4 separate regions of the Mus musculus genome follow, and all the other regions are linked to region 3. Evidence: chromatin loops called from intact Hi-C (ENCODE). Cell type or tissue: heart. All regions are shown on one strand. Region 1 has its middle 21 kb from the start of Gm40650. Region 2 overlaps Gm40650 (predicted gene, 40650). Region 3 holds the start of Gm46225 (a long non-coding RNA gene). Region 4 overlaps Cep85l (centrosomal protein 85-like).

Region 1 (8,000 bases), 68 kb before region 3:
AGGCATGGATATAGTTTTCCTTTCTACTCCAAATATCAGGGCAGGAATCAGGTGTTTGGAGAAGGAAGCAACTGGTCGATTCTTAGAGATAGAGCCATATCCTCCTTTGGAAAGAGTTTTGGTAAACATGTGTTTCAAGTTAGGACACTTTGTTACAGCAAAGTTATATTTCTAGTCAAAATATTTAAGGCAAGCTTCAAGTCTTCCTGTCTTGTGGTGTCCTGTGATTGACGGCCACAGCAACATTGGCAGCCATTAAAGGCAAGAGCTGGAGTTTTAGCAGATGAGTCCTTTGTGGGAATAGCACCTGATTGTAAAATTCTTTCCTCCAGCACACGCTTCTTAAAGAAAATGGAAGAACCAGGTTCTTGCTTAACATCCCATTTATTCTAAAGGGGACATGTTCATAACTTGAGTCTTTGCAAGTCAGGCCTCTATATGAGTATGCAGAATAGTTATAATATATTCATAAAATAAAATGTTGTATTTAGAATATCAATAAAAAACACAAAAGACTTTATACTAGGTAAAATGACTAGTCTGAGTCATGGAAGCACACCCTGCCTGACAATCTCTACCTTCCAGTGTCTTTGAGACTCTGGGTTGGAGAAAACAAAAGAATAACACACAAGATTATTAATAATGGAAATGCAAATTAGCCATGTCCAGTCTAATGCAATTGCTCACTGCTCCGTTGCTCTCGATTTGCTTGAAGCAGTTGTGCAAACTGACTGAGAGCCAGGCAGACCAGGGAGTTGCAGAAGAAACAGTGGGCTTAGGTGGGGTTGGGTAAGAAAAGGGAAGTTTCCAGTTAGTAGGTGAGCATCTGGTAAGCTTCGGAGGAAGTAGGAATTGTCCTTCCTCACCATGAGGAAGGGTGCTGGAGTTTCTAACTAAGACTGCAAGGTCTTCAAGAGGCAAATAGAGACTGGCATAGTGGAACCCTCCTGAAATCCAGCTATCCCAGATGCTGAAGGGGAGGAGGAGTCAAAGTCAAACCACACAGAGTAGGAAACTGAATGAATTACGAGTTTTTGCACAACTCCTGAATGCTTGCTTAGAAGGCTAAGTGATGGTGAACCAGAAAGCAGATCCTGCATTACTGCATGCAGAAGTGCATGGTATCTTGTCTGGAGACTTGTCCATGGTTACCACTAGTGTGAGTGACCAAGACCAAGTCTTCATTCATAAAGCACCAGTGCTGGGCTATGATTCACTGAAGCCCCTCTGCTAAGAGACCACACACACACATTGCACACACCCCTGCACACATCCCTGCACACACACACACACACACACACACACACACACACACACACACACACCCTCAGCCTCTGCACATTTCAGCCAGGGCAGCCAAGAAGCACATTCTGTCTGCCAAGCACAGCAGCAGCTGGAGCAACAGCTGACCTCTTAAGCTGGAGCTGGACTTGTGGGGCTCGGTGTGTCATCTGCCTGTGTTTTAAGGAAGCACACAACTATGGGACAGAGAAAAGTGTGAACACACAGGCAGGGGACAGATTTCTGGGCAAAATGGCACAGTAGTCTCCAGGACAGAGGAAACAGTCACTGTTTCCCTGCCAGGAATGTTTTGTTTGCTCATCTCAATCAAAAATATCTGCCAAACTGATTCAGTTTTCATTTTCCCCTCTGATTTACAGTACAGCAAAAATCTAACATATGGCAGTCTATGATCTAATAGGCTGTCTGTCTGTCTACACATGCATGCATACATGCACACACACTTTGTCCACTCAGTCACATCCTCTCTCTTCATGGTCTTCTCTCTGTAGATAGATAAAGGCAGCAAACTCTAACTGGCCAGCTAGCTCTCTATCCTAGCATCCCGCAACCTAAGCTGTCCTATTACATACATGTACTACCTCTGCTAGACTTATTCCCCAGGCTAGCTCTTTCTCAGTCACTGTGAGTATGAATACAACTAACTGTAAAGGCCTCGGATCTACAGAGATATCCTGGGCTTTTTAGCCTTCACAGATACTTTTCTTGTCTTGATCATGTATTTGTCCACTGCTGCGGTTAACCTTTCAGCTGCTGGCTACATCCCTATGGGGCTGGTGCCTGGATCCCAGCTCACCATAAGGAAGAGAGAGACATGGAGCTCAGATCAGACCGTCTTACCCTATGTGCCGCACTTGCTTGGGGTCATTTGTGTTTCCCCTTTCTAGAGTTTCAACTAGAAAATTTAGCATGAGCTCCTACTCATCCAGCTTCTCTTCACCTATCCACACACATGGCTCTGTATGTTCATTCCTCCCTGTCCATGGTCTATCTGGTCAGACTTCCCCATCTGCTTGGGCGACACTATGCTGCCCACTATGGGAATGCTCTTCTCTTTATCTGCATGGTTAGTTCCCTCTTGACTCTTCTGCGCTAACTCTCTGCTACTCTGGCAATGTGTGTGTGCTTGTGCATGCTTGTGTTCCTGCATGTGTGTGTGTGTGTGTGTGTGTGTGTGTGTGTGTGTGTGTGTGTGTGCATGTGTGCGTGTCTTCTTATTCTTCATGCTAGAACTGCTGCTATTGGATTCAAATGAGTCTTCTCATATCTGCCTTCTCAATGGGGCTACAGAGCTCCATGAGACCAGAACAACATCTTTGTCTGATTTGTGTTTCCAATGTTAGCCATTTCCCAAGGTAAAAAGTCAACCCTTTTTGGCATTTGTTCTGATGAGAAGTAAGGATATATTCAGTTTGCTGCCCCAACTTTCGGCTTTGTTTTTCTTTCTTTGACTACATAGGTAGTGGCTGGAGCTTCTATTTCCACTCAGTGTCTGGTTTCCATGTATATCCTGTTCCTTTTATCTAGAACATCAAGTCCGGCCACCCTATCTTCTAACTTTGGAAGGAACTCCACCCTTGGAGCGAGCCAGTCTTAACTGTTAATAGAACGACCTGAAACTGAAGCAGCTTTAGAACCAAAGTGCATTCATTAACAGCTCACAGGTGTGTTTCTATGGTCATCCATTTAACCTTCAGTCCCTGGAAGGAAGGTACTGGGGTGACCATCTGAGACCCTGTGTTCAGTGTGTGTCACAGCCTAGCTAAGGAGGCCACTGTAGAAAGGAATCTTCTTAAGAAAATAGCTGAGCTAGCCTGAAGGTTAAGGAGATGTTCTCACACAGGATAGATGGAGAAACTGCCAGAGTAGCAGAGAGTTAGCACAGAAGACTCAAGAGGAAATTAACCATGCAGATAAAGAGATGAGCATTCCCATAGCTACAGTGAGCTGACCTGGGAAGGAAGTGGTATTTAAAACCAGAGTCACATGATGGTGGGGTAGATGATACAGTAAGGGGCTCTACAGTAGTTGATGAGTCAGAGACCCAAGGATTTGCAATCAATCACATGGGTTACAGGGTCTCTATTGGGGCTCCATGCTCACACGTACTGTGTGACCCAGATCTTTGCCTCCCTGGGAAGGCTGTTTGGAAAACATTTGCTTTTTGAGCCTGTCCATGAGACAGCTGCTTTTCATGGCACTCACATTCCTCATAGGGCCGCCTGCTGGACTGCCATTTGTCACTGTCTAGCACCTCTGGACCACTGAGCTACTCAACATGACACTGGCATCTATGCATCAACATTATCAGAGCAGTGAGTGTGAGGCTACCCATGTGTTTCTTCCCTGGGCACTGTTACACAGGTCATAAAGACAAGTCCAACTGTGTATGACTTGAGAAGATGGAAGAGGCTCAAGCTATAGGAAGAGATCAATCTAGATTTAAATTGGGGTTCAAATCCCCCTATCTACAGTTCTTTTGTTATCTTTAGCCTTCTTTTCTGTATTTTTGAGAAAAGCTCTTACTCTATATATCCTTGTCTTGCTTGGTACTTACTGTGCTGTCAATGCTGGCCTAGAACTCTTAGCAATCCTCCTGCATCAGTCTCCCTCCAGAGTGCTGGGTTTACAGGACTATACCACATGCCTGGCTGATCTGCAATTCTTAGAGCCCCTCCCCACTATCTGCACACTGGTTAAAAGGTTTGCACCCTCCCACCCATGCATGGTCTGATAGGACCCTGTGTGGTATTGTGTTCTGAAGCAGTCTCATGCTGTAGGAGAATGTCAGAGCTGAGGTTAGTGCAATCTGCAAACCCTTCCTCTGAACCAGGAGCAGGGATGGAAGTAAACACAGCCTGACTTGGCAATGAGACTATGTATGAAGTCACTACTGTGGTAACCACAAAACAGTTTTCTAGAAACAATGGACTCAGAAAGCTCACTGCCAAGAAAAGTTAAAGGGCAAATGTGTTTCCCACCCTCTACCCTCAACCCTCCCAACCCCGCCTGATGAAGAAGGGCCTTTCAGCTCAGAACTTTCTCTGGGCTCACTAGGTGCTCATGCTTTCAGTAGACTCCTGTTGCAAAAGCAAAGGGTCTTCCTCTGTAGCAACACTTCACAGGGAAGACTGAAGACAAAACATTAGTTTAGGGCATACAGGTGTGGGCCTTGAATGACAAACTCACAAGTCTAAACTTTAATAAGTAGAATTAAAAGCTTTCAGGCAAAACCTGCAGATGCAGCCGATTCTTGCAGTTTGCAGTAATGTTCTCTGAGATTCTGAATCAGCAAATACTGAGTGCTTTCTGTTGTGTGAGGCTGCTGCCGTTTGCATCTGATCACAGTTTCCACTGAGCCTGACTTGGTGCATCACCCGTGTTTCTGCTCAACGATACTTGTCTGGTGTGTACTGTAGTTATTAACATTGAATCTATTACACCCATATTCTCACCATAAGGCACAGCCCAGCCTTCTTGTACGGAAGCACGGTGCTGTGTCAATCACAGTTTGTTTATTATAGCTCTGTGATTCTAATTCTGGGAATTTACACAAAGAAATTAACCTGTAATGTAGGAAAAGTATACAGATGTGCTTGCTTGGCACAGCAGTGTTTATAGTAGAAAGATGTCCAGAAATAGCTTAAATATTTAACAAAAGGGTTATGGTTAAGGAAATGATTTATATGTGTACATTCATGAATACACAGAGATCAGTAACACATGGTACAGCCGTTTAGAATGATTATTAAGAATTCTATACAGCTACACAAGAAAGCTGTCAGAGACTCACAGAATGTAAAAAGGAGAATAATATCTATTAGTGTTAATAGGAACCTACACAAATGTAAAACTAACACTCAATAGGATTGGATGAACCTGTCAAGACAGTGGATCGTTCCCATTTTTAAATAAAACTGTTAATGTTTAATTTGATAACACAATTATGATTTAGTTAAAAGAGAAAAGAAAAGTGTTTATAAATCTTAGGTGGTAGCTGGTAGCTAGAAGGAGAAGGTAATAATAAAAAAAAAGAGGCAGAGTAACCCATTACAGCCTCTTCTTCTCTTTAAAAGCATTTTCTGCCAGGGCTGATGGACCTCATGTGCTGAGCACACACTTGTTCTTCATGGACCTATGGTCCATTCTCTCACAGAACTCTGAATGCCTCTCGTGTGAGTGTTGCCTCTCTGTTCTCAGGTGGGGACATGGCTGTATAGTTGACCACAGTTGGGACATAGACACAGCAGGAACACAGAGACTTGCTTTTCGCATCCAGTTTTCGGATTTTCAAAGCATTTGACCACATATTTGTTCAGTGTTTTTCCTGTGGATCAAAGGTATCCCTTTCATGGAAACTGATCACACAAATGATTCTATGATTTCTTTCCCACACACTCAGTACTCACCACATGATCAGTAAAAAGTGTCCTTTCACTTAAATTGCTTACATTCCTATCTTTAAAAGGCATACACATTCGTAACAAAGGGGTTTCTAACCATGCTAGCTCAGATCATTCAAAAGTCACTGGAAGCGAACTCTATGGATTTTTTTCTTTGAAGAGAAAGATGAAGGGAGGAGGAAAAAAAGGAAGAAAGGGAGGAAGGAAGGAGAAAAGGAAGCTTACCAATCTTGTTTTCTTCAAAAGAAATACAAGGAAAGAAAAGGAAGAAAGGAAGAAAGAAAGAAAGAAAGAAAGAAAGAAAGAAAGAAAGAAAGAGAGAAAGAGAGAAAGAAAGAGAAAGGAAGAAAGGAAGAGGGAGGGAGGGAGAGGAGAGGAGAGAGGAGAAGAGAGGAGAGGAAGGGAGGGAGGGGAGGGGAGGGGAGAGAGAGAGAGAGAGAGCGAGCGAGCAAAAAGCAACCTCACTTGGAAGGCAAGATAACAAACTAGAGTTGGTACTGCTTAACTGGACTGGAAATACAAATGCATATTTAAGGCTTGACTTGAAGTTAGCCAGCCCTACTTCTGTCTGCCTGCAGCTGATGTTAGGTCAAGAGGCTGCCATATCCAATTGCAGAAGGACAGTAGTCCTGCTTCTGGTCAGTTTCCTGAGTGAGAATCCATGTTGTTTCACCCCCTCCTCCAACATGTGTTTGTTCACTCAAGGGATGAAACAGATTTCCTTCCAGATTGCTTTCCATCTGGCTGATGTATAATCACAAACAAGCTGCATTACAAGCATTTTTTTCAAAGCAGCAACTCTCATTTTCTATTCTACTTTATGTAGGTGAGCCTTTGAATGAAATTACTTTGAGACAATTTCTGAATGAGATTGTCATTGGTGTGCATTGCCTGCTGCAGTATCTTCTGTAGTATCTTCAGCTATATTTGCACATGTCTGTGGATATGTCATTATGTCATTGGTCTGTATATATGTAACATGCATGCATCTCTAGCTTTTCTCCTTGCTTGGCTCTTCTGAGACCTATGGTTATCTCCATACTTCTTTGTTTTTTCGAAACAGGGTTTCACTGTGTAGCTCTAGCTGTCCTGAAACTCTGTGACTAGACCAGGCTGGCCTCGAACTCAGAGATCTGCCTGCTTCTACCTCGTGAGTGCTGGGGTTGCAGGCCTGTCCCATCATGTCCAGTCCAGACGTCCTTTTATGCTAACCTGATTTTAGAGCTTGAACCATAACAATTGACGTGTGGGAAGAGGCTGACGTCATGGGAAGCTGGGATTTGTTTTGAGGACAATCAGGAAGGAAACAGTGTCCTGGAAAACCTGATGAGTACGGGTCAATGAACTTGCATGGAGCACAAACCAGGGTGTTGGTCTTGCAGAAGCCCAGAAGGAAAGTACCCTTCCCAATTTCCCTGCCCTCAAAGTGGTGAGCTGACAGGAGAGGGGCATGTGCAGAGAAAACTTGGGGACTGAACCAGCCACCCAAATGTCTCTCTCTTTTTTTTTTTTTTTTTTTTTTTGCGGCTGGCTGTTGGTGATAATATGTTTCCCATAAATTCTTTAAAGCCAGTTCCATTTTTATTAAAGTACTGGTGAAACAAAGGAAGAGACAGAGGAGCTGGTGAAGGAGTGTTGGTCTGCCGAGCTCTTTACTTAACTCTCATTGTTTTCCAGGCTAGGGCTGTCCTGTGTCTGTCTAGTAGCAGCCCAAGTGAGGAAACCTGCACAAACGTCTGCCCATCAGTACTGACAGGATGCTATCTGGTCTCTGCACCCCCAACTGCTCATTAGGCATCTCAGGAGTAGCTATCTGCTCCCAGAATCTCAGACATGTCTGCTGCCTGGGAACTTTTGCACACCAAGCCTCATGAATAAAGTCAAATTGGAGGTTGGGGTGAGGGAGGGGCTCTGTAAGTAGCCATCTAAAGCTGGAGAGGCCACTGCGGGTTCTGGGTTCTCCTTAGTCACTAAGACACTAAGGAGGGAGGAGCAGGTGGAAAGGGCAAAGGAGTTGAAGGAGGAAGGGGGAAAAAAGGCTTTTCCCATTCCCTTACAGAACAGCCCGAGGGAAATATATGACCGCCCTCAGCCTTATTTTGACCTCAGATGCTATTTTCGTAGTAACTATGATTAGAAAATACTTATTTTTAAAAGGTTGCTTCGTAATAGCAGGAAGCTGTTCTTCAGTTTTGACCCCAAGGTTCATGGTCCTTTTTTTCCTGCTTCAGAACCTGGCTCCACCATATTCTAATGATGTGCGTATCCGTACAGGCGAGGATGCACACGAGGCTC
Region 2 (8,000 bases), 110 kb before region 3:
GAAACTTTACTATTTTTCCTCCCTGAAATGATTCATGTTTTCACTTCTATGGGTAAGGCATTCTGGGAATACAATCTTGTGCTGTAAATGTGCCAACAGAGGTTGCCTTATGTGTTAACTAATGAAGAGGGGAAGATAAGTTTCAGTACATATTTTTTAGTCTTCTTTACAATCGACAACTAATTCACTGTTTGCTAAGAGCACGTTGGAAAAAAATCCAAACTTGGTTCTCAGTCTCAATGGCTTTTTAGCCCTACAGTTTCCTTACACCTCCAGACTGTCACCATATCAGGCAGTCCCTATATAGGAAATCCAGAAACCATTCTGGCTGATAGCTCAAGGCTGAAGTAAAGAGCCTGATGATACCATCTGGTTGCAAGACAGCTTTTAAGGACTGTCCGTCAAGAAAAGAGTGGAGAAAACAGAATTGGGTAGAGACAGAAAATGGGCTGTCAGAAGTGGGGGTAACAGCCTCAGCTGTCCCCAAGGGAACTCTGCATTGGAAGTAACTCATCAGCCCAACTCCACGCTGGGCTGAAATCACAGGTGTCTTTCACACCCGCTGAGAAGAGAGAAATTCAGGGCCATGGCTCCACAACTGAGAGTTCCCTACAGCAGTGGTCCTCAGTCTTCTTCATGCCACCACCCCCTAATACCATTCCTCATGTTTTGGTGACCCCCCAGCCATAAGATCATTTCTGTTGTTACGTAAAGCTGTAATTTTATCACTGTTACGAATCATAATGTAAACATCTGTGTTTTCTGATAGTCTTAGGTGACCCCTGTGAAAGGGTCATTCTACCCCACCATAGGAGTCTCCACTCACAGGGTGAGAACCACTGCTCTACAGGAAAGCCTGACCAAATCTTTAAAGAGGAACATGGCACATCCTCCCTCCCCCTCCCCTCCCCTCCCCTCCCCCTCCCCCTTTCCCTCTCCCTCCCCCTCTCTCCCTCTCCCTCCCCCTCTCTCCCTCTCCCTTCCCCTCCCCCTTTTCTTCTCTCCACTCTTTTCCCTCTCCCTCCTCTCCCTCGCCCTCTCTCTTCATACTTTCAAGAAAAACTGTGGTGTGATCCAATTACCTGTGCTCTTAAGACACTAGTTTTCCATACTTAGCAACTTAACTATGGATCACAACTGCTCTGTGTTGGGCTGGAGAGATGGCTTAGTTAAGAGGACTGACTGTTCTTCCAGAGATCCTGCAACCACAAGGTGGCTCACAACCATCTGTAATGGGATCTGATGCTCTCTTCTGGTGTGTCTGAAGACATCTACAGTGTAACCATATAAATAAAATAAACATATCTTTTTTTAAAAAAAGATAATCTATTGCATAGTTGTACAACATTTAATCAAGTTCTTCTTGATGGGCATCTGAGAACCTCCCTATATTTTCTTCTACAAATAACTCAGCCACAATCATCCTGATGAAACATCTTTGCATGCATATGTAATTATCATTACAGAATAGTCTCTAATATAAAATGGTTGGGCCGCAAGGTATGTGTACTTATGTAGTAATATGTAGGAAGTACACTGCTGGTTGCCTCCCCTAAAGCTGCATTGCTTTTCCTATCTCTGGAGGTGATCTACATTAACATTAATCTTCTTACATTTTGCTCTTACATTTTATGGGAAAAAAGAAAAACCTCATTGCTTTCTTTTTTCTCTTTTCATTCTCCCTTTCTTTTTCTTTTTTTCTTTTCTTTCTTTCTTTTTTTTTTTCTTTTGAGACAGGGTCTCTCTACATAGACGAGGCTGGCCTCAAACTCACAGAGATTCTCCCATCTCTGCCTCCAAGTGCTGGTATTAAAGGTGCATGTGACCATGGCCAGCTTCATTGCTTTCTCAATAATATGTAAGTAAGCATGTGGTTAGTAATCACATATATTAATTAGTAAGCACGATAAATTCATTTCATATATTGACAGGTTATACTTCTTCATTTATTTTCCCTTTTGTGAATCATCATTCTTTTGTAAGTGTCTGCTCCAATAAACACGGCAAATGTCTGAGTGTAAGATACAGTATTATGTCCCAAGATCCTTTGTGTCTAATTTTTCTCCCTCTGCCATGACTCAATCTCTGTCACTTCTACAGTTTCTGGTAAAATAGAGCTAGTAACTTTCTCTCTAAATCCACAAAGGCAATTTGTATGAGTTTTCTTCCAGTGCTGTTATACATTTTCAATGTCAAGTAGTAAATGTTGAAAAAGATTTTTTTCTCACCATGTCCATTCTCTGTATATGCTTATACATGTGCAGTTGTCATGTGGGTACATATGGGTGTACATGCATGTGGAGGGCAGAGGTTGGCTTTAAGTATCTCCTTTTATTGCTCCCCACTTTATTTTTTGAGACAGGGTCTTTTACTGAGCCTGGAAGGGCCCATTTATTGGCTGGACTACTGACTGGTTGACCAGTAAGCTACCTGGGATCTTCAAGTCTTCACTTTCAAAGGCAGAGCTATAGACACAGCACTCTGCACTGCCTTTCTCTGGGGATCCAAATTCAGGCCCTCATGCTTGTGCTGCAAGGACTTTACCAAGCAAGCCATAGCCATGGCCCCCAAGCCCCACTCCCCAACCCCAAGCCACTTTAAAATCCCATCTGATTCTCAAATACCACCGACTTCCTTGTTACAGAGAATAATAATGATGAAAACATGGCTTTTACCTTGTAGTGTGGTCACTTGGATGCAGCCACACATCTTGCTTGAAGTGGAAACTTAAGGGATCTTTGGAAAGCCAGTTGTGTTGGATGGTGTTTTGAAGTGGACACAGGTGGAAGGCTAAGGCAGACTTGTGAAGGAATGTTTCATTGAAGCAGACATAAGGGAAAGGATGTTCTGCTAAGGATGCTTCACTAACGACAAGCCTGCATCGGTCCACTTTACATTGTGCAGTTGAGCTCCATTTACTGGGACTCCATAGAGAGAACTTCTGGTGGTGCGCTGTAATTTCGTGCTGTTTCTTCAGACTCCAGGTGATTGGCAGAGTGATGTCAGCTGAGATGGATGCACACACCAAGGGAAGACACATGTTGAGGTAAGACCTGTGGAGGACACGTGATGTTTGGAGGGAATATAAATCGAACTCAAGGGACAGTGACGGAGGCTGAGCTAAGCTTGTGTGTAGAGCTAGTGGTGCAATGCTTGTCTTGGGTCTTGAGTCTTCGCTGATCTTTGATCTTTGCTTTGCTGAGAGAGGCACAGCTGAGAACTCCTGGTGTTCCTGCTGGTCCCTCTTGCTGACTTGTATCCAGGCTGAGGCTTGGATGTCTCTGCTAGGCAGTGCCACTGGTGCTGATTGTGTTTGCTATCTTGACTCTACTGAACTGAACTGCTGGTGTATGTATCCGTGAAGTGTTTGCCAGTGGATCAAGCTGCTGCTGCTGACCTGTGAACTGAACGGCCAGTTTCCAGACAACACAGATGGAAGTTGCTCCAAGGAACCATTTCTAAACAAGTCCACTTCCCCCACATCCTTTCTTTTCCGATACCTCTGGTGGGTGATGCGCTAGAAGGAAGGTTAAAGCTTTTAAGAATCTCACTACAGATAACGTTTAAAAACATTACAGTTATACTTTCTCCATCAGAAAAGTCCCCAGGTCTACAGCACTTCTTATGTGAATGAATAAAGGAAGTTAAAAATATAAGTGGTGAGTTGGGTGCTGCTGTTCTTCTAGTCTTCGATAAACAAAGGAACCACCAGGGACAATGTAAAGAGTAGAGCTCTAAACAACACCAGTTATAACATTTGTTTCTACTCAGTCTGTGCCCTAAGCCACAGTCCCTTTCCCTCCTACCCACAAGGCTCAGACTCTCTGGCTGTGGACCTACATAGATATCTGGGTTTTTTTGTGGTTGTGTGTGTGTGTGTGTGTGTGTGTGTGTGTGTGTGTATGGGGGTCAGAAGACAACTGTGTGGAGTCAGTGCTCTCCTTCCACTTTTATGTGAGTTCTGGTAATTGAACCTCGTTGCTAGGCTCATATGGCCGGTGTTTTTACCACTGAGCTGTCTCACCAGCCCCTGGTGGCATTTTTACAATGACACCATTGACATCAAATTTATATGCCATAGAACTCACCCATTTCAATGTCCAATGTGGTAATTTTTAGAAAAGTGCAGTCTGGTTTGGGATCATTTCTCTATGCTTCCTCTCCATTCCCTTCCCAATCCCAGGCACCCACTGATGTACATGCTGTCTCTGCAGAGTTGTCTTTTCTGAACATACCACTCCAATGGCCCACAATTTTCACAACACTCCTTATCTCCAGGGAGTTAATCCCAGACCCAGATTCCACAGCTCACTGAATACTGACCCACCAGACAGGCACAGAAGCTAGCAAATGACAGAGCTCCAATTGAGATCCAAGTCTCTCGCTCCCAAATTCCTCCCACTCCTTCCACTTTCCTGGCCTGGGCACATTTTCAATGTTGCATGGCATTTTTACTGATGGCCATTTAGAAGAAAGCCACAAAGATCATTTCGAGTGACCGTGGGTTTCCAGGGTGTTTGGTTTTGTTCTGCTTTCATCATCCACCAGAGGGAGCTGCAATGATCAATCTCTGAACCACTTGTAGTAGTGGAGCAGCCCAAGAAGGAGAATGAAGTCATTTATCTGCACCCTGGGAGTTTCCACAGTACTTTTCCTCTTGGACAATAGCAAATGGCAATGGAGAGTAAAAGCCAAAAACGGTTCCAGTGCACGTTACAAGTCTATGCTCAGGCTTCTCGGGCAGAGCGCTCTCTCCCCTTCTTCCCTCCCTTCCTTTCTTCATTTCTTCTTTCCTCCTTTTTTTGTTTTTGTTTTTAAATATAGTAAAAGGAGAACTTATTTAAGAAGCTTGAGGAGTTCTTCAGTTATGACAATTGGATATAGCAGATAGAAAGTAATCAAAATATTAAAGTGATTTGGATAATATTTTACATTTTAACATAAGAAAGTGGAAATAGAAATATGCCCCCCATACCCATACACACTGTGTGTATATGTGTATGTGTGTGCATATGTGTATATGTATGTGTGTGTATGTATGTGTGTGTATGTATGTGTGTGTATGTATGTGTGTATATGTGTGTGTGTATGTGTGTATGTATGTGTGTGTATATATCTGTGTGTTTGTATGTATATGTGTGTGTGTTTTCATGTGTGAGTCAGACATGCATGTGCCACAGAACAGTACAGAGGTAAGAGGACAACCTCAATGTAAGGCTTTTTTCATTTGCTTCTCGGGATGCTTCTGTCTCTCTCCCATCTTGCCATTGTAGCTCTGGGGTTACAGACTCCTGTCCCAGGTCTGGGGATTATGCAGATTCTCAGGCTTGAAACTCGGGGTCTCAAGCTTGCACAGCAAGAAATTTATGCCCTTGTTCCTTGTTTTCAAGTTCTTAGCCAAATTCAGTCTTTGCTTAGCTGTTCTTACCTGACTAACAGTGTTCAAGTTTGGATCTGGAATGTTCTCAAAGGTTCATGTGTGAAGGGTCTGGTCCCTGTCCTGGCACCAGTGAGAAATGGTAGAGACTGGACAGTGCTAGTCCCTTCCTCTCTCTTTTATTTCCTAGTGAAATTGGGCCCCAGACCTTAGTAGGCCCTGAAACCTTAGCACAACTGACTCCATGATAGAAATGCCATTCAGGTTATAAACACAGCATGTAGACAGCATCGCCTGCCAAAACTAAAACAAAGGACTATTCAAAGTCCATAGTTCCAACTAATCTTGTTCTTCAGCCTGTATAGTTCTACTTCTGGCTAACTGTTCTTGTTAACCAAAATATGTCAATCCAGAATATGGCTTTTGTGCTTAAAAGCTTACTCTGAGAAAGGCCCCATGATACCCCAAGATTCCTAAAACCCAGTGTCGTCACCGGCTGGCTAATAAAGACTTTCTATTGGTTTAAGCCCACATCCCAGCTGTGTTCTCTGGTGAACACCCCACAACACTAGTAGCCACAAAGCAAACAGCTTTTAGCTTGACTTTCCACTTGTCACGGGCTCCCAAATGGTAGGACCAATCACGTATGCACCTAAACCCCCTAACTGTGAAACAGATTAAACCTGTCCTCTTTTTCACTTGATTAAGCCTGGACTCCTGTTACAGTTACAGAAAACCCAATAACACATTCAGTACCGACAACTGAGACCATCTTTTAAGAAACAATTTAATTGTGATATACTTCCAGTGACCTGGACTAAAAGTGACTAATTTTTGTTGTCACTCTTGAGTCTAAGAGGGGCTTACCTTCATGGTCTCTTGGGTCTGGAGGGCATACATGTTGTTTGGTTTCTTCTAATTGAATGCCTCCTTCACCAACCTCCATTCAGGATACATCAGATAAATGAGTGGCTAGATAGATACATGAGGTTTGCTTAGCAGTCAGGATAGCAGCTCATGGGAATGATTTTAGGAGAATTGAATGATAAATTGTGCAAGCAGTGCACCCTGGAACCATACATATGTCCAGTGGTGCTGTATCTATTCATGAACTACATGGTTCCCAGAATCCTGGCTGTTGCATGTGAATCAGCACTTAGCCTGAGTCACAAGAGGAGCCTTAGAACTCGTTCTCTCTGCACCTGCTAGGTGTTGTACAGCATTCTGCATCTTGTTTCTTTTAATCTAGACAGTGGTACTACTAATCATATTGCCCCTCACCACCCCCTATCAAATAGAAGGAAAAGAATGATAGACATACATGAAGTATTGACACACTGTGCCCGAAAGACAAAGGGAGAAAGAGGCAAAGACCCAAAGACAGGGCAACAGAGAGTAGGAAGAGAACCAGGAGGGAGAGGAGAGAGTCTCTGTTGCATTGATGTAGTCTTGTGGTCTTCCCTGCCTTTGTTTGAAGGAGTGCAAGACCAGTTTACCCATTATTATTCTAGTCACCTCTAGGTTTCTTTTCCTGAGACAGTGACTTCTCGGGTTGCCTGGCAATTTGGAATGCTTATGCCATTTTCCTATGTTTGGTGAGAATGATAACTAGTCCTATATGTGTTGGCTGAGTGCGATGAAACCTCCATATAATGAGGGGCAAAGTGAGGAAGTTTGGAATCTTGTTGAACTCAGAAAAAGCTCAAGAAAAGATGGTAGGTATAGAGTCTGCTGAAGGGCAGGGGCAAAGGCAGGACCATGCTACCAACCATTCTCTTCATGATAATCAAAAATCTCAACTAGAAACATTAAAACTTTAATGACCATTCTCTAGTGGTCTGAATAAGTTCTCTCCACACAGCCACCACAAAGTTTTTTATATAGATACATGAGGTTTGCTTAGCAGTCAGGATAGCAGCTCATGGGAATGATTAATTTCCTAGTATGGCAGTGTTGGATAGATGAGCACAGTGAGGTGTTTTGAATCATAAACGGGCCTTAGCCCTCCTGGAAGAGATGACTAAGGTCTGGGATACTTTGCTATAGCCACTGTGAATGAACAGTAAGGAGAGTTGAAACTCCATAGCTAATTGGCTCTATGTTAAGATGGTTGAGGGACGTGTGATCACACAGGTATCATGTCCTTGGAAGACATAAACTAGACTTTAAGGGCCTTGAATTCTCTGGTTTGAATAGCCTCCTGCAAATCTTATTGCCTGGACCAAAGAACTAGGACCTAAGGTTTTATGTAAATATATGTATATATTGGGCAAGTCCAACAGGGCTTGTAGGTGCTATCATTTGCATAAACAGTGGGTGTGAGAACCTCCCTAGGAAGTTTATGAAAACTAGCTCCTCTCTTTGATCTTTCTGGGTCCAATTTTATTTTTTAATGCAATGAAGAAATTTCATTTTCTTTTTTCTTTTTTAAACAAAGCTTCTCCTTTTCTTTTGAATTCTTTTAAAGAGAACTCTTGTTGCTGAAACAAAAAATAGACCAATACACTACCATGAAAGGGCCATTATTCCACAACTGGAAACATCTAGACAATTACCCTTTGGATAAAATGTAGTCTTTGACAAGATCATAATTGGCTGCATCTAGGGATAAACACTGTAATGA
Region 3 (8,000 bases):
GGGAGAGGCAGGGTCATCATTGACTGTGAGGAGTTCTCATCTGCAGTCAACTCAGTTTCGGCAATGCTTGGCAGATGATGAAAACACATAAAATATCAAGAAGATGATCAATGAAGGCATGTGCTCAGTCGTCACATGGATGACAATGAGATTAGAGGCTCACTGCTTTGGTTTACAAAGGCCAGATATCTAAGCCACTTACTCTACCATTTTCCAACTCCCCGATGGACTGAGACAAGCAATGACCTTCAATACTGTGCATAGTTGCTTGTAGCTTCTGTCCTCAGTACCCAATGTACTCAGTACTCTGTTTAAAAGAAAAAGAACCTTATTTTTCCCTCCCCATCTACCCTTCTCCCCTTCATTCTAATTCTTTCTAGTTTCTCACCATGCTTGTCTCATTCAAGATTTCCCAGTTTCTTTTTAATCAGATGAGGAGTTTGGAGTTCAGAGAGATTAATTTGTCCTAATCCATATTCCTGACAAGGGAACCCATACTTCCTGGGGTGTGGCTTAATGTTCTCCTTCAAAAAAACACATAACAAAGAGACTTCACAATTTTCTTTCCTATAGAACCAAAGAGGCACCTGCGCAGGAATAGCACAACCCACAATCTACTGGGTCCTTCCCCATCAATCACTAAGAAAATGTAACAGAGACTTAACTGTAGCTAGATCTTCTGGAGGCATTCTCTATTGAGGTTTCTTGAGGAAACACCAGCCAGTACACTAGCTTTTGAAAAGAAGGAGCTCTTATCATTAGATATTGTATGAGTTGCTTTTCTCATTTTTGTGACAAAATAAAAAGTTGAAGGCAGGCAGGCAGGCAGGGAGGGAGGGAGGGAGGGAGGGTGGAAGGAAGGAAGGAAGAGTTCATTCTGGCTTACAGTTTGAAGGGATACAATCCATGAATGGGCAGGGAAGGTCTGGTGACAGTAGCATGACAACAAGTGGTCACAATGTGTCCCCAGAGAGAGGACAGGAAGTGTGGTCAGGCTACATCTCCAGACCTCCCCACCCCCAACCCCCTGCCACCATGACACACTTCCTCAAGCAAGACTCTACCTCCTAGAAGTTCCACAAGCTTCCAACACAATGCCATCACTTGGGGACCAAGTTTTCAAATATATGAGCCTCTGGGGAACATTTTCCAATCCAATCACAGCAGCTATAATGCAGATGAGGCAGGGAAGTCACTAAGTCTTTCGTTATGAGATGCTCCTAATATACATAAGTTCCTTGAGCATATTAAAATACCTTATTCATTTTTATCTTTCTCATTGCACCTATTGGATATCAGTAAATATTAAAAACAAAAACAAGTGCTCGATAGATGGTTCGGTGGTTAAGAGCACTGATTGTTCTTCCAGAGGTCCTGAGTTCAATTCCCAGAAACCACATGGTGAGTCACAACCATCTGTAATGAGATCTAATGTCTTCTTCTGGTGTGTCTGAAGATGGCTAGAGTATACTAACATTAAATAAGTAAATAAATCTTTAAAACAAAAACAAAAACAAAAACCCTTTACTTGAATAATTAAAAGAAAGGTATCTAATTTTGCTATCATCTATCTATCTATCTATCTATCTATCTATCTATCTATCTATCTATCTATCTACCTGTCTGTCCACCTGTCCATCCATCTATCTACCAAGACAGGATCTCACTACAAGGTCTGACTGCCCTCTACTTCCCAAATGCTGGGATTGAAAGGCATACATTAGCACTTCCAGATAATTTTTTTCCAAACAGTTTAAATACAGCTTTCATCTTTATTTTATCTTATTTTTTATTTTTTGGACTCATAATGGGCAGATCAGTTGTGAAATTGTACCTTTGTTTTCATTGTACTAATTAAAATTAAAATTTTTCTTTTTACCAAACAGAATTTTATGTGTTAAGTCTGTTGTTGAAAAGATTGAAGCAGTTACTTATATAATAATAATAATTAATAATAATAATAATGTTAGCTAAATATGGTGGTTCATTCCTGAAATCCCATCACTTGGAATGCTGAGGCAGGAGGATGAGGGTTGGCCCCAAGGTTGAGCTCAGTCTGGGCTCCGTAGTGGTTTCCAGGCCAGCCTGGACTGCAGGATGAGACCCTGCCTCAACACTCCTTACCCTGTCTTCAAAGACAACTGTAGTTAACAAAACACGAGAAAAACAAGAAATGACAAAATGAATATAGGAAAATGAACTAGGAGGGAAATTTGTAAATAAAATGCAAGCTGCAAGGTAACCTGATCGCATTTGCTTTTGGAGTACCGTGTATTTGGCTGAGTTTTCAGGGCCATTTTTAGAGCTTCACTCCAGTTCCAGACAGTGTCTGTCTAAAGGATGTGAACCACTCATTTACAAAGATACGCTCTCCACCCTGTAACTGAAAACAGTCAAAAATGTTCCTAATAGGCTGACAGGGAGATCTCACTGGAAAATACAAGGACAGCCATCTTTACGGCCAGCACAGCACAGATTCTTGAGTCGTCCCAGAGTGCATGCTACAGGCACAGGGCTCTCTCCACAGGAACACGGACTAAACTCGCTCCCGGTTGTACAGAATTCTCGGCGGGCACTAGCAACAGTCCCACTGATCGTGCTAAAAAAGAACATTCTCCTAACTGATTGGCTTATTTCCATAGACAACCTAAAACATTTAGATGGAGCAGCTCTAGAACTTTGAGAAATGTTGAGAGCAGCATGCATGGCTGTAGGATGAAATGCAGGGAAAAGGAGGAGTGCTGAACTCGTTGTGCTGTCAGGTCTCTGTTGCAACCGTGCCAAGTAACAACCACGCACCAATTTTAGAAGCCTAGCACAGCAAATATTTTTATCTCAAGGTTTTGGTCAGTTTTCTGTTTTCTCTCCCCATCCTTAAATCAGTGGCAAGGCAGTAGATTGCAAAGAGCAAAAGCAGTGAAAAACCACTTTTTAAAAAAAAGTCTCTTCTTCAGGGCATGGGAGCCTATAGCAGTAACTCCAGCACTCAGTAGGATGGAGCATTAAGATGGCTGTACTGGAAAGAGGCCAGCCTGGGGTACATACTAAGTTCCAGGGCAGCCTAGGCTGCAAAGAGAGCTCTTGCCTCAAGAAGTAAAGATAAACAACAACAGCCTCTGCTTGTATCACATCTAGCTTCAATTTGCTAAAGCAAGGTACTCAGTCAAGCCCCCCATGAGTAGGTGGGGAGGTATTCTGTGTACTTGGGTGGAAGGCACTGCCAAACCTTTGATGAATTCCTGACTACAGTAGGGAGAGTGGGGAACTGGGAAATAGCCAGTGACTGTATCCACAATTGCTACTCTCTCTCCCTAATCTTCTACTTAGTACAACTATGTGTGGCTCAGTGAGGAACAAGGCTGCATTCCAAGAATTTACCATTAGGCTCTTATATCCTCATGCGAACACTGTGGAGCATACAAGCTTATGCAAACCCAGAAGAGACAAACATATCACTCAAGGTGACCTCTTGAGGCAATGAAGGGACATGGTAAACAAGATATATGAGGCTGGTGCTGCTGCAATATAATTTAAGTGAATTTTTAACCTTTTTTTGAAATTAAAATATAATTATACAATTTCTTCCTTTCCTTTTTATCCTCCAACCCCTCCAACATACCCACCACTTTCCTGTCTCAATTACATGGCCTCTTTTCAGTAAACTTGAAAAAAATCTTTAAGATATATAAATATATATTATATATGTATTATATATATAATTATATGTAATATGTAATATATTTAATAGTATAGTATATAATATAGTATATGGTATGTAATATAATATAATATAGTATATAATTATATTATATATAATATGTATTATATAACATAATATAGTTACTATACTGTATATTACTATACATATGTATATATTGCTACTCATTGTTAAGTATTATGCATCACACATAACTGTTTAGGCTATGCATTTACAGTTATCACAGTATTGGTTTTGTTTACACCAGTATCACACAAACATTAGTGATATCATGGCTATGATATTGTGACAAACACAGCGTCACTGCTCATAAGAACTATTCCATCCATCTTACAGGATCACTGTTACATGTTTCAGCTACTTCATCTGCTGCAACACTGTTATAACACACATGACTGTATTTCATGTGTGTGATGTTGGATGTGTCAGGACGCTTAATGGTCCTCTGTGTAATCTTTTCATTTTTATGGATGAGAAAGTTGATATGGCCCAGTGAGATGAGGTGATTGGGCTGAGGTCACATCTGTGTACAGCTCTACTATGCTGAACCAAATGTAACTATGACATTCTTCCCTATAGTCTGCCTCCAAACCTCGACATGGATTTGTGAGTTTGGTTTCTGTGGTGAGTACAGTCTGCCTCTAGAAGTCAAAGCATGGGTCGGTTGCAGGTACAAAGCTTTTTAGCAATTCACCAACAGGAGACTTGAAATTCTGCTTTGGAAAAAAAATTTTTTTCATAGGGACTGCTGAGGTGGGGGAGGGATTTCTAACGAAACTGTTTACAGATTCTGGGTTATTACTTTTAAATAAGTAACATTTCCAGATGGAAACATTAGGTTTCTTTCCCAGATGCTTTCCATTGTCCCCAGGTTTCATCTAACAAAGCATCTAATATGAGGAAGGGCCAGTGGGCGGGGCGGGGGGGGGATGGGGGGGTAGGAGGACGGGCGTGGGGGGAGGGGCTGGGTACGTGCACCGGGAATGGAAGATTGCCAGAGATGGAAAGCAGATCTCAGGCAGGGCCTGTTGGAGTTGACTTGTGTTTTTGAAGTTCCTGCGATCACCAGCGGCTGTGTGTCTGGCTTACTCCTCAAAAGCAGATCTCAGTTGGTCAGAGAGCAAAGACGTGCTGTGCATGGTTTGTGGTGAGAGAAGGGAACAGCTGTCCCTTTGGGGCTGACAGGGAGGGTATCCTTACCTCTGTTCCTAGATGGTGTTGCTGAGAGCTTTTCTCTTTGCTGTTTACTGTTTCAATTCCCTGGGTCAGTCTGACCGGATATTATATTTTTAAGGGACACTTCGTAGCGGAGATTATCCGTTATTCATGGGCTGTGTAAATTTGAATGTCTCTTTAACGTTTCATGGTTTTAGTTCCAGTTTATTTACTTCTGCAAATCTGCTCCCCTGGCCAGAAACTTGACTCCTGAGGATGACATCATCTAGGAGGGATGCAGGACTGTGCAATAGCATCGGGGTAGTTTTTCTGGGAATCGATGATCTGACCACATATAATAAGCCAGATAATTAGTGTCCATCTAATATGCAAAACAAAAGGCATTGATTAAATATACAGTGTTAAACTAGAAAAACAGCAACGAAAAATATGTGTTAAAATAATTATTTCCTACCCTCATGTTACTGTGGTTTTTTTTATTTTAGCCTCAAACAGATGGTCCCCCAGTTTCCAACTGTGATCTAGTTTTTAACAACAAAAAATTCACAGATCTCTACATAATGGTACTTGTGGTAGGAGTTTACTGAGGAAATACATATGTTAAAACACATACTCATGATTCAGCAATGCTTATATAACCAGACTGTACGAACAACAGCAACAACAAAATACACTCATTTTAAGCCGGAGTATACATACAAGTGTAAGCCTCTGGATTCAGGGTACAGACAAGTGGGCTTGAGGGGACTGCGGGTCCTCTTATAATAATGTTAAAGCTCCCTAGAGGTCCCGAGCCTACAGATTGGCGTCTAAATTGTCTTTGAACCTATCAGTTTGTGGAGCTGTTCTATTTAGGGGCATTGTTATTCTCCTCTCCTGACAAGCATTATGTATTTCTTGCTAAGTGGCTCAGATAGGACATGAGATAATCAACAGTGCCCAGCTTCTTAAAGGGGAGAAGATTAAAGATTATTTACTTATTTATTTCTTACCTACCAACTCAGTATTATTGGAAATGTTTTGCCTTCTGGAAAAATTACTTGGGCTGAGGCTGGTAGAATACTTATCTAGACTTATTCAGCCATTCATTTTGAGGGTCAAATTAGAAAAGGCAGCATAATACAGGGTATTAAATGATACTAGTCAGCTACTGGTTTCACAGTATTTTCACATTTCCAGGTGACTGTCACATCTCCTCAGACTCATAGTGGGTGGTGGCAGGGTTAGAGAGGTAAGACTTACCTGTGCCCTGCATTTGTGTGAACTAACAGAGCTCTCTGGACCTTAGCCTTTTGTCAACATAGAAACAAAGTTGCAGAGGGGTTTGCGGTTTTGTAGTCCCGTTCTTTTTCTTTGTCTTAAATGAAATTGGATGGCAGAAGTCCAATAAATAAATGACGTAACCCCAAAACATAGCTTCCATATGTGGCTAAAGGTGTTCACTGCAAAAAATAAAATAAACTAAAATAAATATAACTCAGCAACAACAAAAAATGTTGAGTGGGGGCACAAATAATGTCCTAGGATTGCTTACAAGCTATGGGCTAGGTTCATGATAAATACTCAGCTCTACATAAATAAATGTTCAGCTATTTTCAGTTAAGAATATTCCTATCTAAATATCTTTCCCTGAAGGCAATGCCCACTTCGAAAGTCAAACTGAGGTCAGAATTATGAAAGGAAGAATCATAGCAGGCTTTATATTGTCAATGAATCATGCCATCAAACAATGGTAACTCAACTCAATACTCTTCTTCATGCTTATAATACTTTCTTCAAAAAAAGGACCAGAGTTGGGCATGATGGCATGCACGAGTGATACTGGGAAAACTTAGGATTCCCTTTTTGGGAATATTGTTACTGTTGTTTTCAATAAAATTATTAAAAACATAGACACAGAAGAATGCTGAGGGACAATTTTACTAGTGTGTGAGAGACAAACAAGACGGGCAGGCTGTAAGCTTTGGCATCTGCCGGGAGGAGGGGAATGGTCAAGAAAGAGGAATACCCCATGCTTAGGGGACGGGGGATGGGGTTAGATAGGAAAGATAGGAAGTATAATATAAGAAAAATAACATTTTTTTTTTCTGAGTTAGAAAAGCAGACATCAGCTTAGACAAAGAAGATACGATTCAAAGTGCTTCCAAGATAGAAGTTCTGTAGGCTACTCATCTGGTGGAGAGGCTTATGGGAAAAGGTACATTATCTTATTGAGGAAATAATTAGTCCTCCCTTTGTCTTCAAAGTGCATCAGATGCACCTCTGTCTTCAGGTGCATCAGATTTTCTGGGGATGGAGTTCTGACTACATGATTGACAGGATGGGTTGACTTTAAATGGAGGAGACAGTAAGAGGGCTTCCTGTTTAGTATTTAGTGTTTTAACTTAAAACATATCCAAGGCCAGAGGTTGATTTTTTTTTCCATGAGGAAGTAGTTTTCTCTTAATGGCCCCAACAAAATCAGATACCCTTTCCTTTTCATTTGGTATTTTAAATCTTAAAAAGGGGCCTTACTCTTTTAGTGTTACCATAGGAACCAGGAGATGTGGTCCAAAGTCAACCAGGATGGAAGTATTACATCCTCAATGGTTTTGCCAGTACTTGGCAGGCCAAGTCAGAATTCTACAACAACCAGAACAGCACATGTTTCATAAGTTCCCCCATCGGCCTCTGGTGCAGTGTTAGACCCTGCCACAAACAAACAATGCTGGACTAAGTAATTTAGAATCTCAGACTAGAGTTGAAAGAAGCAGTCCACGTAATCTTCACTTGATGTCTGTTATGTCTTCGTAGAGAGTTCCACCCACCTCTGATGAGTAAGAGGAGAGTCAGGGACTCTCAGGTGGGCCTGTTTTCAGTCAGCAGATGCTCAAGTGGTCTTTCAGAACCGTAGCCAGGCAGCCATTCACCCAGGTTTAGCTTACCTGATCCTTGTAGCATAATTTTGCTAGTGTTGGAGATATAACTGTTTTCTCAAATGAGTAACTCAATGCCTTTTCCCCGTGCAGTGATGTAAAACGTGACTCAATTTTTTCAAATATTACCTCATGAATAGCTATCTGCTGAGTCTGACTGCACATGCTCTAGGCTGCCCAGCCCCCCCCCC
Region 4 (8,000 bases), 51 kb after region 3:
TAGCAAAAAGGTTAAAGAAAAATAAAGCCTGTTATTATGAGTGAAAATGATTGCCCTGTGATTAAGGTATCATTACAATTTATATTGTCTAATTATGCTACTACATTTTAAAGCAGAATATTTTGATTTGAGTTTTCATTTATTTATTTATTTAGTTTTTTTTTTTTTTTTTTTTTTGAGACAGGGTTTCTCTATGTAGTCCTGGCTGTCCAGGGACGTACTTTGTAGACCAGGCTGGCCTCGAACTCAGAAATCCACCTGCCTCTGCCTCCCGAGTGCTGGGATTAAAGGCGTGCGCCACCACGCCCGGCTGAGATTTTATTTTTAACTAAAAGCTTATGATTATTATTAGTTGGATCTAGGACAGATTTTTTTTTTGTACTTAATTCCTTTTTGTTATAGGAAGAATAGATCAGAAAAGATGCAGAGGATGGGGGAGATTCTATATAAGAGAAGATAGAACCAGTGTGCTCACAGATAAAAATAGCACAATTTTGAAACAGAAAGCTTAGATTTTTGTTAAAACATCAGAAATGGTATCTGAAATGTAATTCACTTATATTAATGGGTTATAGTGATGTCCTTAAATGGTCTTAGTGGCCATCACTGGCTCTTTTATGGTTTCCTGAGCATTGAGACCCTGTTCTCTAGTTTGTAAAAGCACTGCTTCCCAGATGCTTTCAGATTCCACTGATGGAATTTAGATGTGGGCTAGGTTACATTGCAACAACTTCCACTTGAGATTTGTGACTACAGTTAGGTCATTTAAAGCATATCAGGAATTACCTTGCATTTATCTTTAATTAGGTTTCCTGAGCAAATAATATTTTTAGAAGGTTAACACAGTTATCTAGATCAATCTTTTGCCTCAGAAGGAATAGTCAGCTCCCACCCCATATGCTATCAGATATTTGAGGTCTTGCTTATTCATGTGCTATATGTACATGTTGAGGATGTGTGCATGTGTAGAAATAGACCAGCTTCTGATTTTTAGTTTGACAGCAATGAATTCCAAGTGCTATAATAAGTTATTGTAAGTTTTAAGATAAAATACTTAAAACTGTGAATATTGGTTATGGTTGAACTTGGAATATGTAAGCTTGAAGACTTTAGAACTGGAGTCATACCCAGGGGAATAGTGTTCTCGTGAATTGAGCAGTAAAGTGCTTGTTTAAGTGCTGTTTCTGAGGCCCATTTTACGAGGACTGATCTTATTCTACTGTTGTAAGAATGTGTATTCCAGGTGACTTTTTTTGCATGCCAAGGCTTGAGACTTCCTAGTAAGGAACTTCTAGGAGTAGCTCCTGTCTTCGAGATCCTATTCTACAGACACAATCTGTTGATTGCATTCCGCCTTTAGTGAATTCAAGGGTAGTGGCAAGGAAGCAGCCCTGGCTTTCCCTAAGCATGTTATGAAACATAGAGTGCTGTACACCTGCTATGCTGAGAGGGGAGCAGGAGATGAGAAGTTCAGGGTCATTCTTGATGACATAGCTAGTTTAGTGCTTCCTGGGTTACACGAGGCACTTTCTCAAACAGAGAAGAGACATTAAAATTTAATCTGATGAAGTGACTTTTATCACCAATTGTTGATCTTTTATGCAATTGAGAAATACCAAGCTACCGAATGCAGACATTGCTAGTCCCCAAGGGGCAGCTAAGCCTGGTGATTAGGTTTCAGTGTCTTCAATATCATGGAAAGTAGACCGTCACCTGGTGTGGTATTCACACGTCTCTAACAGTGTTCTGCAGATATTTCAGTCTTTTGAGAGTCATAAAAACGCTTTGTAGAAATATGGCTCCCTGAAGAGAAATTAAGACCTCGTGGAAAGTAATGTGAAAGCCAGGTTTTCCTTGGCTGAGGGGATGGGGAGCAGGGTCATCCACTAGGTTTCAGACATGAAAAAGCATAAAAGATAATGAGAACAGATAACGATGACTCTGGAAGCCATTGGATAGTCTACAAAAATCTCAGTATCAGGGTTGGACTCAGGTGGTCTAGGAGGCCACTTAGGCCCCTGGTAGGATACAGTCATTTACTATTGGTAACTCCTCAGCACTGATGGAGCTGTGTTGCTAGAGACTTCATATATATTGGTCTCAGGATGCCAAGAAATCAAGCTGGAACTGGGATGGAAGCCTCCTTCCCACTCTTCAGCTCTAGTGTTAGGCAGGCTGCAGACCCAAGTGTTACAGGACTGACAGGCAAGGCAAAATGTGCCTCCTGGTGCAGTAGTGGCATGTCAGTAATAAGGGAGCATGTGCTCTCTGGTCAGTTTGTAGCCCTGCCCACTGGAAGGAATCCACACCTATTACTACCATCTTGGTCAAAATTCTTTGGCTGGGGAGGTCATGGGCCCTAGAGGGGAAGTTGCTGCTATTTTTCTGCTCAGTAGACATGATGTGTCCATCAATTTGTTTTCCAAAAAACTGTGTTTGTATCCATAGGTTAAGTGCTACTGTCAGCTTTGGTCAGAGAAGCCCCTGTTTTTACAGTAGGTAGCAATAACTGCAGAGACTTAGAACTGGTCAGAGTGCTGAGAATAAGGGACTACTAAATGCTCGGCTATAACAGAAATTCTCTATCACCCACTTCAAGGCTCAGGGAATATTGTAGAAGATGGGTGGAAAGGATGTAAGAGCCAGAGAAGGAATGGAATGGGTCAGAACAGTCTTCAGAATCTGACATCACCATTGCCCTCTTGATCTCATAGCTGTTGTGGTTCCTAGCACAAGATCTGCGCAAGATTGTACCTGCAGGATTCTGTCATGGGTGGGACTAGGAAAAGGAAGAAGGGCAGTGAACATCCCTGCCCAGCCCTCTAGGCAGCTAAAGGTAGCTAGGGGATTTGGGCTTATTAGACACCACTGTTCCCTGAGCTCAGATCACTGTCCAGTTAGGGGAGGGAAAGGCATTTTCTTCAGTGTGGTAGCAGTGTTGAGGAGTGTGTGTGCTCTGTAAATATCCCTCTCCCAGAACCTTACAGCAGCAACCCTAATGGACCTCACTTGCCCATCAAGAATAGACATAGGCAGGGCAGTAGAAGATGACTCTGGTGGGAACAGATAGGGAACAGAGAGAGAAACAGGGGCAGGGATAATGTTTGAAACTATGCTGCCTTGTTTCTGATAACTTTCAAGGCATAATAGTACTAGCAATTTCCTCATTTTGAGGAATCACATCAGAAATACACTGAGAAGCCACACTCGGATGTTTACTTTAGCATTTTGCATTTTATCTTATTTTAAACCTGCTGATTGAAACTGACTTGGCAATCCTTTCTCATTGCAGATCATTCAACTTCAAGTGGCACGTTATCTTTCAAGCCTAGTCGATCATTGGTCACTCTTCCCACTGCCCATGTGATGCCATCTAACTCCAGTGCTTCCGTTTCCAAACATAGGGAATCTCTAACACCAGATGGCTCTAAATGGAGTACTAGCCTCATGCAGACATTGGGAGACCACAGCAGAGGGGAGCGGGACTCCTCCCTAGACATGAAGGACTTCAGGCCCCTGAGGAAATGGTCATCTTTGTCCAAACTTACTGCCCCAGATACCCGCAACCACAGTGGCATTGCATACCCGCAAGAGCTGAGGAATAGCTTGGAGATGACAGGGAAGGGCAAGCCTTTTATGTCCCACTTACGGACCTTTGGGCCAAGTTGCTTACATGACAGTATGGAGCTGCTTAAGCTGGAAGACAAGGAAATAAATAAAAAGCGGTCATCAACTCTGGACTGCAAATATAAATTTGAGAGCTGCAACAAAGAAGATGTCAGAGTCTCTTCCTCTGCTCTCAGGAGACAGACTTTAGACATGACATACAGTGCCTTACCTGAGAGCAAGCCCATTGTGACAGGCTCAGAGACTTTTGAGTCTCCAAAGTATTTAATGCTGGGCCAGCAGGCAGTAGGTGGAGTTCCCATTCAACCTTCTGTGAGGACTCAGATGTGGCTGACAGAGCAGTTACGGACAAACCCATTGGAAGGCAGAACCACAGACGATTCTTACAGTTTAGCTCCTTGGCAACAGCCACAAACTGAAGAGTTTCAGCAAGGAAGTGAGACGCCAATGCAGGTAAGGCTGAAAACCTAGTGTTTGCTTCCCTCCAGTGGATGTTTTATGTATTGCAGCAAGTACACAAGTTAAAAAAACCGTTAAGTGCTATAAAATTGACACACTGTGTTTAGAAAAACTTACAAATCTTTTGAGATTAATTAATTTGATAGCCTTAAACATTGTACTTAACTTGGCCTTTACTTTCTCTCTTGTTAAGTAGGCATAGAAATTAAACACATTCAGTTGAAAGAAACGGAAAACAGACAGAAGCTGTCACGGTATCATAGGAAGGAAACTGATTGGAACAAACAGGCCGTGGACTTTGTTCTGATCATGTCACATTTAGAGCTTGGATATTTTTTTTCTTTTTCTTCATAAGTTAGTTTTTCATTTATTTTTTAATCTGCATTCAAAGTGTTTATTTCATTATAGGATTTTCATACAGTCGTCTTCTTGGTCCTCTGCTTGCCCTCAGCCTGGTTCCACCCTACTGCCCCTCCCTTTCCCACAAGAGCCCTTTGCTCTGTCCCCCTCCTTACACACCCTCTCTATACTCTGCCTCCCTCTTTATTCTTCTCTAGCTTAGCTCTTTCTAGTTTCACAAGTAGAACAAGAATTCACATGAACAAGATTTCAAATCTAGATTAACAATATGAGAGAAAACATGACGCATTTGCCTTCCCGGGTCTGGCATGCTTTGATTAATGTAGTGATTTCAAGTCCCATTTGGTTTTCTGCAGAAGTCACAATTTAATTTTCCTTTATGGCCAAATAAAGTTGCATCGTGTATATGTACCACATTTTCTTACATGCTTACAGGTGGATGGATCTCTAGGCTGGTTTTATTTCTAGTTGCTATGAATGTTAGTAAACATGGGACTGTACTCATTTCTATGACTTTTAGTAGACTCTTTGGGAATTTAGTCTGGTGAGAACTCAGGTGTCTTTTGACCTGGCACTTAATTTCTTTGGGCCTTCTATAAAATGAGAAGGTGGAACCCAGTTCCTTGTACTATTTTGATAATGCTTTCTTTGTATATGAGCATATAAATCAGCTGCAGTTTTCAAGAAATGAATGGAACACCAAGATTTATTGAATTAGTTTAAAGGAACTACTTTATGATAATAACCACATACAGAGAAACATGGTGTATTAATCCCTATAAGGTCTGTGGAATAACATGCTAATAGGGAAATTTCTTTGTAAGATATGCACTAAGGAGCAACCACTCAGGTGTGAATCTTTGTAGAACACAGTAGAGGGAGGGAGAAGACAGCTAATGGGAAGCTCCCCTATGACTTAGAGCAGTGATTCTCAGCCCGAGGGGCCCAACCACTCTGAGCGGTGGAACGGCTGATGGAGTCACCTAAGACTATTGGAAAACAGACACATTATGATTCATAAAAGGAGCAAAATTATATGGTTGGGGGTCACCACAACACAAGAGACTATTACAGGGTCACAGCATCAGGGAGGTTGAGAACCACTGTGCACCATCCTGTGTAATATTCTGAACCATTTTTCCTTTGTGGTTGAAGAAAAACGATTTGCCTTTGTTTGGTTCACGTTATAGTTCACCACAGTCTTGGCTCTTTTCTTTGCGTTTTGATACCTCACCCATAGTACCCCAAATTGTCTCTGTAGGGTTGTGATAGTCTCGGCCTTGTTCAGGAGGGACTGTTTCATTGAAATGTGCTCTTCTGTACTCCTTGTTTTCAAGGAGGGGTGTGAGAATGTAGACCTCCTCAACACATAAAATAACCATTAGCTTCTCGTAAGCCCACAGTGGGTCTGCCCCCTGGTGGTTAAGTAGGGAACTCTATTGCTAACTTTGCATTGTCTCATGTTCCCTGGACTGTAGTTGTTAAAAATGGAGATGAAATTTTGTATGTATATAAATCATAAAGTGGTTTGATCAGTTAAGGGATTGCTAACTCATGTTAGCAGAGACTTTCTGTTATTTAAATGAAGATTTTGATTAAATAACATAAAAGACTTCTTCGAAATGAATTGTGAATGAAAAAGTCTGGCTTGTAACTCGGATTTTCTTATGTTTTTTTAAAAAGAAAATTTTCTTAGTTTCATTATTTTTCATGCTGTTTTATCTTTAACTCTTTAGCTGAGACAATCTGTATACTGAGGAGGTGACTATGACACATGCAGTCACAGTTTGTGACATAGTGGGTAGCTTAAAGCATCTGCTAGTGGATACATGCTTTACGGATTGATTTGTCTATCTCTATTTCCATGTCTATATAATTTATCATGTCCTTTCAAGACATTAAAAATCTGGTATTAGTGTGTAACCAAGCCTTCTTATGTTACTGATTGCACTCCTACTTTGCCAGAAGACTCAAAATAATTGGAGGCTAAAAAATATTATTATGTGTAGGCCTATCCTCTTTTGTGTTTTTCTCTGGAAATCTTGATTTTTACTTTGTTTGGTAAAAGTTCCCCCACTCTGCCCTTTATAACACAAAACTCTTTGTAACAAGACAACATTTTATAGTCAATAGAATATAATTGTATAGTAATTTCACCAAAATCAAAACTCCATTTGAATATAGGTCATTCCAATTTCATTTTACAGATAAACAGTTACAGATAAACTACAAATAAACTACTAAAAATGTAAAAGGCAGCATTAAATGTTTAATGAGAAGAGCCTTATGAGCTGACAGTTTATACCTTGAAGTTGATGTGGTAGTGAGCAATATAACAAATGCCTGGTGCTTTTCAGCTTCAGCGTCACGTTTCTCTCAGCATGGCCAACTACACAACTTATGTATTTTTTACAGACCTCTTACCAGTGGTTCTCAACCTGTGGGTTGCAACCCCTCATGCAAACCTGTTTCCAAAATATTTACAATTCATAGTGGAGGTAAGGAGGCGAAATTACAGTTATGAAATAGCAACAAAAATGATTTTATTGTTGGGTATCACCACAACATGAGGAACTATATAAAAGGGCCACAGCGTCAGAAAGGGAACGTTAAATACCACTGAGTTAGAGATGATGTCATCCATGTTTTATAGTTTCTGTGATGGGCCCCTCCAGCCTTTATGAAGAGACCCCCTGTTACCATTGGACTCCTTTAGGGGCTACTCTTTAGATAATTTCTGAACCCGAACAGCTTCCTTTCTACCAGGGGTTCAAACAGTTTAAATCAGCAGCCTTCAGCTGCTCTGCTAAAGACCAAAGTGAATACTGATGTTTTATGTCTTTGTAGTAATGGTTATGGAAAATATATCTAATTACAATTCTCTTCCTTAATAATTGCTATGTTAGTAGCATGTTTTGAACTGGACTTAAAAATTGTGGGTTTGCAAAGTTAGGCATAAACTGTTTTGTACTTGATCCAGTTTAAGTCACTAAATTTTGGTGAATATATTTTCCAATCTATTTTTTGCTTCTATTTTAGTAGTTATTGAGAGATAGTAGAAACTTAGAAAGGGAAATTGAAACCATGGTCAGTAAGAATTATACACTAGCTCTCTAGTTCTACTTCTAAAGTTAGGGGACAACCACTTCCTCTCTGGGAGATCAGGAAAAGAAAGAGCTGTGTCTTACTACAGCTTGGTTATTACTGTTATCTTCATTATTTGAGAAACGCTATTAAACCAAGGAGATACATGAGAGCGACAAGCTTCAGGTGAGACTCTGGATCTTTAGTGATTATCACAGCCAACACAGCAAGATGTTCCTGCTTGTTGATCAAACCCTAGAGAGAGCAGATTTGTGGTTAATGTACATGTACATGTACACAGCCCTTGAGCAAAATTAGTGAATAATTTTATATGAGAATATGTTCTTACATTTCCCCCTTTAACTCTCATAAGCTTAAAAATACTAGTGTGTAGAAAAAGGGCACAACATTTTTTCAAGGTATTTGTTCTGACAGTAGTGACCAAGAGATTTGAATCGTCGTCATCATCA

The links. A loop is a pair of places that touch in the nucleus more often than their neighbours do. Peaks named below come from ENCODE experiments on the same cell type or tissue, not always from the same donor. Only the 100,000 strongest peaks of a DNase experiment are listed, where the experiment ranks them.
Region 1: it touches region 3 in a loop (8-fold over the local background); 3 of 42 quality-filtered maps call a loop at or near these places.
Region 2: it touches region 3 in a loop (5-fold over the local background); 3 of 42 quality-filtered maps call a loop at or near these places.
Region 4: a loop joins it to region 3, with 7 times the contacts of the local background. A loop is called at or near these places in 2 of 42 quality-filtered maps.

The regions. Positions count from the first base shown.
Region 1 is chr10:53,463,188-53,471,187 of GRCm38, reverse strand. No RefSeq gene overlaps it. Among named protein-coding and RNA genes, the nearest start is that of Gm40650, 21 kb to the left of the region's middle. In heart, no CTCF peak of the experiment used is centred here; DNase peaks (open chromatin) are centred at 1,377, 4,167, 6,967, 7,517 and 2 weaker places; H3K4me3 peaks cover 40 bases.
Region 2 is chr10:53,505,900-53,513,899 of GRCm38, reverse strand. It overlaps Gm40650 (predicted gene, 40650), which reads right to left. Exons shown (of 4, transcript NR_169148.1): 2 at 2,676-3,517; 3 at 1,083-1,271. It overlaps Gm20597 (predicted gene, 20597), which reads left to right. Exons shown (of 4, transcript NR_037973.2): 3 at 2,978-3,046. Among named protein-coding and RNA genes, the nearest start is that of Gm20597, 9.1 kb to the left of the region's middle. In heart, CTCF peaks have their summits at 1,215, 4,331 and 4,540 (motif pointing right); a DNase peak (open chromatin) is centred at 4,569.
Region 3 is chr10:53,395,479-53,403,478 of GRCm38, reverse strand. It overlaps Gm46225 (a long non-coding RNA gene), which reads left to right and starts at 4,731. Exons shown (of 3, transcript XR_001779770.2): 1 at 4,731-4,865. In heart, no CTCF peak of the experiment used is centred here; a DNase peak (open chromatin) is centred at 4,748; H3K4me3 peaks cover 537 bases; H3K27ac peaks cover 918 bases.
Region 4 is chr10:53,344,552-53,352,551 of GRCm38, reverse strand. Cep85l (centrosomal protein 85-like) reads left to right here. Exons shown (of 13, transcript NM_001204983.2): 3 at 3,293-4,080. It overlaps Pln (phospholamban), which reads right to left. Exons shown (of 2, transcript NM_023129.5): 2 at 6,553-8,000. Among named protein-coding and RNA genes, the nearest start is that of Pln, 11 kb to the right of the region's middle. In heart, CTCF peaks have their summits at 4,119 (motif pointing left) and 5,867 (motif pointing left); a DNase peak (open chromatin) is centred at 3,971.